Linked DNA regions of Homo sapiens: all the other regions are linked to region 3. A link is a loop called in an ENCODE intact Hi-C map of the cell type or tissue named here. Cell type or tissue: OCI-LY7. All regions are shown on one strand. Region 1 has its middle 86 kb from the start of LINC00906. Region 2 has its middle 100 kb from the start of ERVE-5. Region 3 has its middle 140 kb from the start of ERVE-5.

Region 1 (2,500 bases), 410 kb before region 3:
GAAGAAATATTTGAGTGTCTTATCTACGCCCTAGCACTGTGCCCAGTGCTAAGTATCCAGTGATAAGGTTAAAACAACAAACTTACAACCAGTATGGAGAACAGTTTGGAGGTTCCTCAAAAAGCTAAAAATAGAGCTACCATGTGATCCAGCAATCCCACTGCTGGGCATAGACCCCAAAGAAAGAAAATCAGGCTATTGATGAGATCTCTGCACTCCTATTTTTATTGCAGCACTGTTCACAATAGCCCAGACTTGGAAACAACCTGTCCACCAACAGATGAATGGATAAAAAACATGTGGTCCATGTACACAATGGAGTGCTTACTACTCAGCCATTAAAAAGAATGAGATTCTGTCATTTGCAACCACATGGATGGAACTGGAGGTCATTATGTTGAGTGAAATAAGCCAGGCACAGAAAGATAAACTTTGCCTGCTCTCACTTATTTGTTGGGGCTAAAAATGTAAAACAATTGAATTCACAGAGATAGAGAGCAGAAGGATGGTTACAGGGGCTGGGAAGGGTTGGGGGAGGGGAGAGTGTGCATGGTTAATGGGTATAAAAACATAGAAGGAATAAAATCTAGTATTTGATAGCACAACAGGGTGACTACAGTTAACAATCATTTATTGTACATTTCAAAATAACTAAGAGTATTTTGCTTATAACACAATGAAAGGTAAATGCTTGAGGTGATGGACACCCCACTTACCCTGATGGGATTATTATACACCGCATGCTTGTATATATGTGTGTGTATGTATGTATATGTATATATATATGTATATATATATGTATGTATGTATATGTATATGTGTGTATGTGTGTGTGTATATATATATATATATATATATATATATATATATATATGTATTTTTTTAAAACAGCCAAGTTCTTGTTTCCAGAAGGCAGCCCAGCTAAGGTGGAAACCAATAGAAGCACAGTGCACCTAGATCCACACTCTGCTGAGAGCTTCAGTGAAAGAGAACTGAGTGCCTGAGAAAGGCAACTAGGATTGGGATAATAATCAAATCCAGTTTGAGAAAAGAGAAGGGCGCTCCACACAGGTGGGAGAGAGGGAGTGCGTGGATGGAGCCGACCGTCTTACAGTCTTGGAGGAATTAAGGTATCACAGAGGTAGGGTCCAGCCACTTCAGTCCTTCCTAGAAATTTAATATATTTAATATGACTATAGCTCAAAAGCCCACCAGGGGGCGATGCAGGACAACTTATTGCTTAGCGCTAGCAGGGCTACATCCATGATTTGTGTAATTCACAATGAGTGCCTTAAAACTCTGGGTGGGGTGAAAAACTCCTGAAAATTGGAGGCCCAGGGCAGTCCGATGATAATCCTAAATAACAGCTTGAAAGGGACTGAGCTAGGAGTCCAGCGACAGAGATTCTAGTTCCATTCAGCTCTTGCATTTATTTTTCCTATGGCATATTTCTTAATCCCCCCTAGACCTGGGTCCTCAAGGGTCAGAGGAGAGGAGTGGGCCAGCACATCCCTGAGCTTTTCCTGGTGCAGGCTCCTGCCTGTGCTGCTGGGAGTGCAGTGATGTCTGTGGAGCTGTAGAGGGAAGAGGCGCTCCCGCGCTGAGTCTACAGGTGCTGTTTGCTCCAGTGAGTTTGAGAGGTTTTCTAAGGAGACAGACACATGGCTTTGGAAATTAACACTTTAGTTTTTTATTTTTATTTTTATTGTTAAATAGAGATTGGGTCTCACCATGTTGCCTAGGTTGGTCTCAAACTCTTGATTTCAAGTGATCCTCCCTCCTTGGCCTATCAAAATGCTAGAATTATAGACTTGAGCCACCACACCTGACCAGAAATCAACAATTCAACCTGTGGTTTTAGAAAAGGTCTGAAGCACATCACTGGCATCCTTTCCTCCGACCCTCTCCCCGTTGTGCCAGCCTCACCCTGTCTTCTCCCTCATCCCATATTCCTCACCAGGTGACAGGGGAGCGGGAGGCACGGCTTAGAAGCCCAGAGCCTGGAGTTCAGATCCAAGATTTCCAGAGACTCGGGGAGGGCTTCTAAGTCCCCTGACCAGCAGCAGGAAAAAGGGCCCAGTCTGTGGCCATGGTTCCTTCCTCAGGCAGGAACATCCAGGTCATGTTCTCCACCCTTCAGAGAGCTGCCAGAAGCCCATCCCAGGTGGGCCTCCTACCCCTAACTAACTGCAGTCCTGCAGCTGCCCAAAAGCTTGAGCCAACATTTGCTGTGTGGAAGAGGAATCCTAATTCAAAAAGAAGTTAAGGGCAGAGAAGGCCGTTTTCTGTGGAGAGCTCCCCCCTCTCCAAAACATCCCCCAGTAGGTTGGCCACCAGTCACCTCACCATCTGATGGACAAATGAGTTTTGGAAGACAGGCTGGTTAATCTCATTTACAATAGCAAATTAATTCCTGCTGGGGCCATACAGAGCCAGTTTCAGAGGGACGTTTTTACAAGTGTCTGCTCCACTCTATGGGGCATGGTTAGCAGACAGCTGC
Region 2 (2,500 bases), 240 kb before region 3:
TTTAGAGCTACATACTAAAAATTTGTGAATGATTTGATACATCTGAGATTTGCTTCAAAATAAGCCAGGGTCAGGATGATGAGAGGAGAGGAGCAGAGGGTAGGTTGGTGAGGTAGAGATGAAATAAGATTTCTCCCAAGTGGGTAATTCTTGAAGTTGGCTGATGGATACATGATATTCATGATACTATTTTATCTGTTGTATGTTTAGAATTTTTTGTAATAAAAATTTGTTAAAGTGCTTAGAGAGCTTTAAAAAACATGTGAATGCTAACCCCCTTCCCTCCGCAGATATCTGATTTATTGGTCTGGGATAGGGAATCAATTTTTTAAAGTATCCCGGGGGACCCTAATGTGCAACCAGGGTTGAGAACTGCTGCTTTATATTATGTCCCTAGATGATCTCATTTACTGCTTTAAAACTATTAATATGCTGACACCTCCCAGATTTATGTCTCTAGCCCTGACCTTTCCCTGGATCTCTGGGCTTGTATATTTCTCTGTACATTTGACGTCATTACTGGGAGGTCAGATAGGCATCTCAGCCTGAACATGGCAAAGACACAACTCTTCATTTTGAACCCCAAACCTGTTTCTCTCCCAGTGTTTTCTATCTCAACAAATGGAACTACTACCTGCCCAGTTAGAGATGGTCAATAAATACTACTTCTGATAAAAAGAAAGTTTTAAAAAAATGAGTGTTATAGAAAAACCCCTCTAGCTGATTCAAAGAAGGTCTTTATCTTGTGTGACTCAACTGATAACCATAGCAAATATGCAGCATTCTCTGAGATATGAGAATTGCTTTGATTTATTCTTTAGCTCTCATCCCTCCAGAATCCTAACATTTGGAGCCAGTGATTAAATTTGAATGATATTAAGTTATTTTTCAGGTTTTTCTACCAGAACATTTGGAAGAGTTGGGATGAAGAAAAGGATGATGCATATGATTGTTTTGTCAGACGTGTTAAACCTCAATTGAGATTGTGTTTATTACTGACCTTGTACATATTGAAAAAATAGTTACCATGGCTTAATTTTACCTTTGTGAGACACACACATGCGCAATGCACGCACACACACACATACACACACACATACACACGCACATACTCTTACTCCAAGGGCCTATAGACAGAAATAGACCAATATACAAATAGTGCAGCCCCTTTTCAAGTTATTAAATGAAACGAACAAGTGCAGAGAAACCTGCTTTAACTGTTTATAAACTAAGCCTAAAATCAGGAGGTTTGTGAACATCTATTTAATGACAATTGTTTGAAAAACAAAGAACTTATTTGCATTATAGAGACTTTTTTGCTTGAAACTTAAATAATACTTTTTTTTTAAAGTATATGGCTTTACTCTAAGTTCCTATAGTAAAACATACTAGGTTAAACTAACAGATGAATCAAAAATACCTAAACGCATTCTTCTAATTTATCATATTTTGACAAGGAAAAGCTTTTCCGTTCAAAAATACCAAAATTAATCATGCAACCTAAATTAAGTAGTTGTTCTATGCTGATCTTGTTACATGCGACACTTATCTTTCCACTAGATGGTGCTGTAAGACCAGTAATTTTCTCCTGTATTCCTGAGCAGTAAATTAACAGGCAATGCTGCAATAAAATTAGAACTCACACTAAAAAGAATTGTAGAAGGTAATTTGTTTTTCCTATGTGAAAGATGATTTGACATTATATAAGACAAGGCCTTTACATTTTCATGCAGTTTGATTTGATTTAGTAAGTTTCTCTTGGTTTAAATAGTAAATAATAACAAAATTTTTTAAAAAATGAAAATCTGGTTAATGGTTCTACCTGGTTTACAATTATGTATGTCTGATTTCAGCTTTCATAAGTTGACTGTGATTTCTACCTTTCTAATTTTTCTATTGTGCATTTCCTATTTTTCTATAGTGTGTTCAGTACAATCCCAGAACATCAAAAAGCTTGAATATTTTCTAGGTTTGATACACTTGCTCTTAAAGAGCAGTGATTGGTTTTGATTGAAGTAGAATGTAATGGTAGGTAAATATAATGCATATCTGGCAAATTTGATCTGTATGTGGACAAAAAAAATTGTATTCTGATTTGAGAGCCTTGCATGTGTGGACAAGTAATGATCTCCATACATGCCTTGTACATCACTGGCAGATGGGACAGCATAAGGGAGGAATTGTCTTTAGTTACGGAGAAGAAACTGTGGCACTTGATGGAGAAACTGGAATGTTATCACATGTATGCAGACTCTAAAAAGGTTCCTGGGCTAAGATAGGAGTAGAGCTATCAGCAGGCAAGATCAAATCACTGTCTTGATTTTGCACCATGTGGCAAATATTTTTCCTTTCTAATTCAAAACACACTACTTCAGAACTTAGGGGTCTGAAGATGATGTTGGTTCACTGGTTCTAGACTGTAAAGTATCAATCTAATGAGAAGAAATAAGCTAACTTGCATGGATATTGGAAATGCTAAGAAACTTATTTTAAAATTTTA
Region 3 (2,500 bases):
GACACCTGTGAGTGTCAAAGGATGCCCTAGGTCTGTGGACATGGAGGCTCTATAAGGCGAATATAATAACAGCAGTACAGGCGCCCCTAGGCTGAGTGCTTCCTCACTGGTATTGTTTGCTAATTGTTTCTGGAGGTGACTAAGGATGGATGGCAATAAAAGTTTGGGGGAATGTATTTTTGATTGACCCCAAAATGGTTTTGCTGTTAAATGAGGTGAGCATAATGTAGGGTTTATTCTCCTCAGGAGGACTCTATAGATTTTCATATCCCATTTACATCAATAGCAGGATAATTTATCTTGATTACAGGGAATACTGAGGGAAGTAATTGTCATGTGCTGCTTATTATAGTGCTTCCAAATAAATCCCAAACTCCACGATATAGAGGTTTTAAAACCAGCCACAGGGCGTGCACGATGGCATTGGTTTCAATAATCAATAGTAAATGATCCATGAATCAGAGATGCTTTCTTAGAGTGATCATAATGGCTTCTATTCCTTTCCTTTCCAGCTCATTAACGATCAGCTTTTAAAAACATGTCCAACCTGGGTGGCACTTTCATAGGGAGGAGCTGCCGCCTGTGTGTCAGAGCCCGGAGTACTGGGTGACCGCAGGCCAGATGCACAGCCAGGAACTCCGCCCAAATCAATGGCCTCCTGTACATTTTAGGTAACACCTCCTAACCTGTGTTTTGGTCTTTTGTTTTGTCAGGATAGCCACTGAGCAAGCCTGTAAGGCTATTGGTCTGCCCATTCTGGTTTCTTCACCAATGAGAAAACTGGGACCTGGGGAGTTTGCAGAAGCCATCCAAGGGCACCTGCTTCTCACAGCACAGCAGCTTCCTGCAGCCCTCCCTCCTGTCTTGTTTCTCCCTTAATTGAGAGGAGAGGCCAGAACCAGATGCAGGCAGTTCCAACAGTAATGAATTGCTCTAAGGTGTGGATCCAAGAACCGGTGACAAGGTCAGGAAATTCCATCCCGGGACACTGACCCAACTAAGAGACTGTGCATGATGGCTAAGTTCAGAGCTCTGAGGAGATGGTAAAACTCATTTGCAACGAAACAAGATATTTTCCAACTCTGCAGCCAGGTGAGTAGGGTGTTTGCTTTATTGGAAATTGGTTTCTGAAATATTTGGCGGAGGAGGCTGTGAAAGGTGTTGGCAGATGTCAAACAGCACCCCCTGGTGGAATGCAGTGGCCCTGAGTCTTGGTCTGGCAGCCTTTTTTTTTTTTCAATTGTGTAAATTTAAGATGCACAACAAGATGTTTTGATATACATATTTATAGTGAAGTGATTATTTACAGATGACCAATTTAACATATCCATCTCCTTCTATAGTTTCCTTGAGTGTGTACACACTAACAGCACCTAAAATCAACTCTTTCAGTAAATTTTCAATATACTCTACAATATTAGTAAGTGTAGTCCTCTTGCTGTACATTAGATCCCCAGACTTATTCATCCTACATAACTGCAAGTTTGCACTCTTTAACCTACATCTCCCCACCATTTCCTTGCCTTCCCTACCCCTGGGAGCCACTTTTCTTCTATTCTGTTTCTTCCTTCTTCCTTCATTCTTGTTTCTTCCTTCTTCCTTCTTCTCTCCTTCTCCTTCTTGTTCTTCTTCTTCTACTACTTCTTCCTCTTCTTTTTTTCTTCCTCCTCTTCTTCCTCCTCCTCCTCTTCTTCTTCTTCTTTTTCAGACTCCACACCTCAGTCGACTCCACATCTCAATGAGATCATGCAGTATTTCCTGTGCCTGACTTACCTCACTTAGCATAATGTCCTCACCCAGTCTGGCATCAGGCTGCAGCCAGCTCTGCCAGCAGGGCCAGGGGCCTAGATGGACAGCTGGTCAGGGAAGCCTGCTGGATGCCCCCTTCCCCTCAGCTGCACCTGGGCCCCAGGGGCTCTGGCCTCTCCTGGGGGATCCCATCTCATTCAACCCATGAGCAGTGGAGGAGGTGGTGCAGTGAGCCAGGAGAGTGTTCCAGTCATTTTGACTCATAACTTACACATTCTTGTCCAGCACCTCCTGTGCCTGCCCTGCATCCTCTCAGCCCCACCTCTGACTCCAGCCACAGCTCAGACACGTGCTCTGTGGGCTTTCGCCTGCTTCCCATGGACAGTGGCTCACCCCAAAATACGCTTTCTCTGAGGGCTTTGGAGAGACAGGGGGATCCCATCATGAGGAGTGCTGGAAGAGGTCTTTGTGCAGCCCCAGTGCTCCTGCTTGGTGGCCCCTCAACCCTCCCACTGTTCCTCCACTCTCCCATGTTAGGGCCCCTTCTCTTTGGGCCCCCATTCAAATCTTCATATATATATATATATATATATTTATATTTATATATATTTATATTTATATATTTATATATATATATATATATTTTTTTAATTCATCAGGGCTCTTGGCTGTTACTTCCCTCTGGCCTGGCCAGAGACTCACTTATGTGATCTCATGAAGATTGGCCCATCATGCTCAGCCACCTTCCGGC

Evidence for each region. A loop is a pair of places that touch in the nucleus more often than their neighbours do. Peaks named below come from ENCODE experiments on the same cell type or tissue, not always from the same donor. Only the 100,000 strongest peaks of a DNase experiment are listed, where the experiment ranks them.
Region 1: a loop joins it to region 3, with 7 times the contacts of the local background. A loop is called at or near these places in 61 of 110 quality-filtered maps.
Region 2: it touches region 3 in a loop (10-fold over the local background); 72 of 110 quality-filtered maps call a loop at or near these places.

Annotation. Positions count from the first base shown.
Region 1 is chr19:28,878,081-28,880,580 of GRCh38, reverse strand. No RefSeq gene overlaps it. Among named protein-coding and RNA genes, the nearest start is that of LINC00906, 86 kb to the left of the region's middle. In OCI-LY7, CTCF peaks have their summits at 1,021 and 1,222 (motif pointing right); a DNase peak (open chromatin) is centred at 1,230.
Region 2 is chr19:28,709,562-28,712,061 of GRCh38, reverse strand. It overlaps the pseudogene LOC100420587. Among named protein-coding and RNA genes, the nearest start is that of ERVE-5, 100 kb to the right of the region's middle. In OCI-LY7, CTCF peaks have their summits at 1,344 and 1,554 (motif pointing right); a DNase peak (open chromatin) is centred at 1,561.
Region 3 is chr19:28,464,994-28,467,493 of GRCh38, reverse strand. It overlaps the pseudogene LOC100420587. Among named protein-coding and RNA genes, the nearest start is that of ERVE-5, 140 kb to the left of the region's middle. In OCI-LY7, CTCF peaks have their summits at 983 and 1,192 (motif pointing left); a DNase peak (open chromatin) is centred at 1,173; H3K27ac peaks cover 441 bases.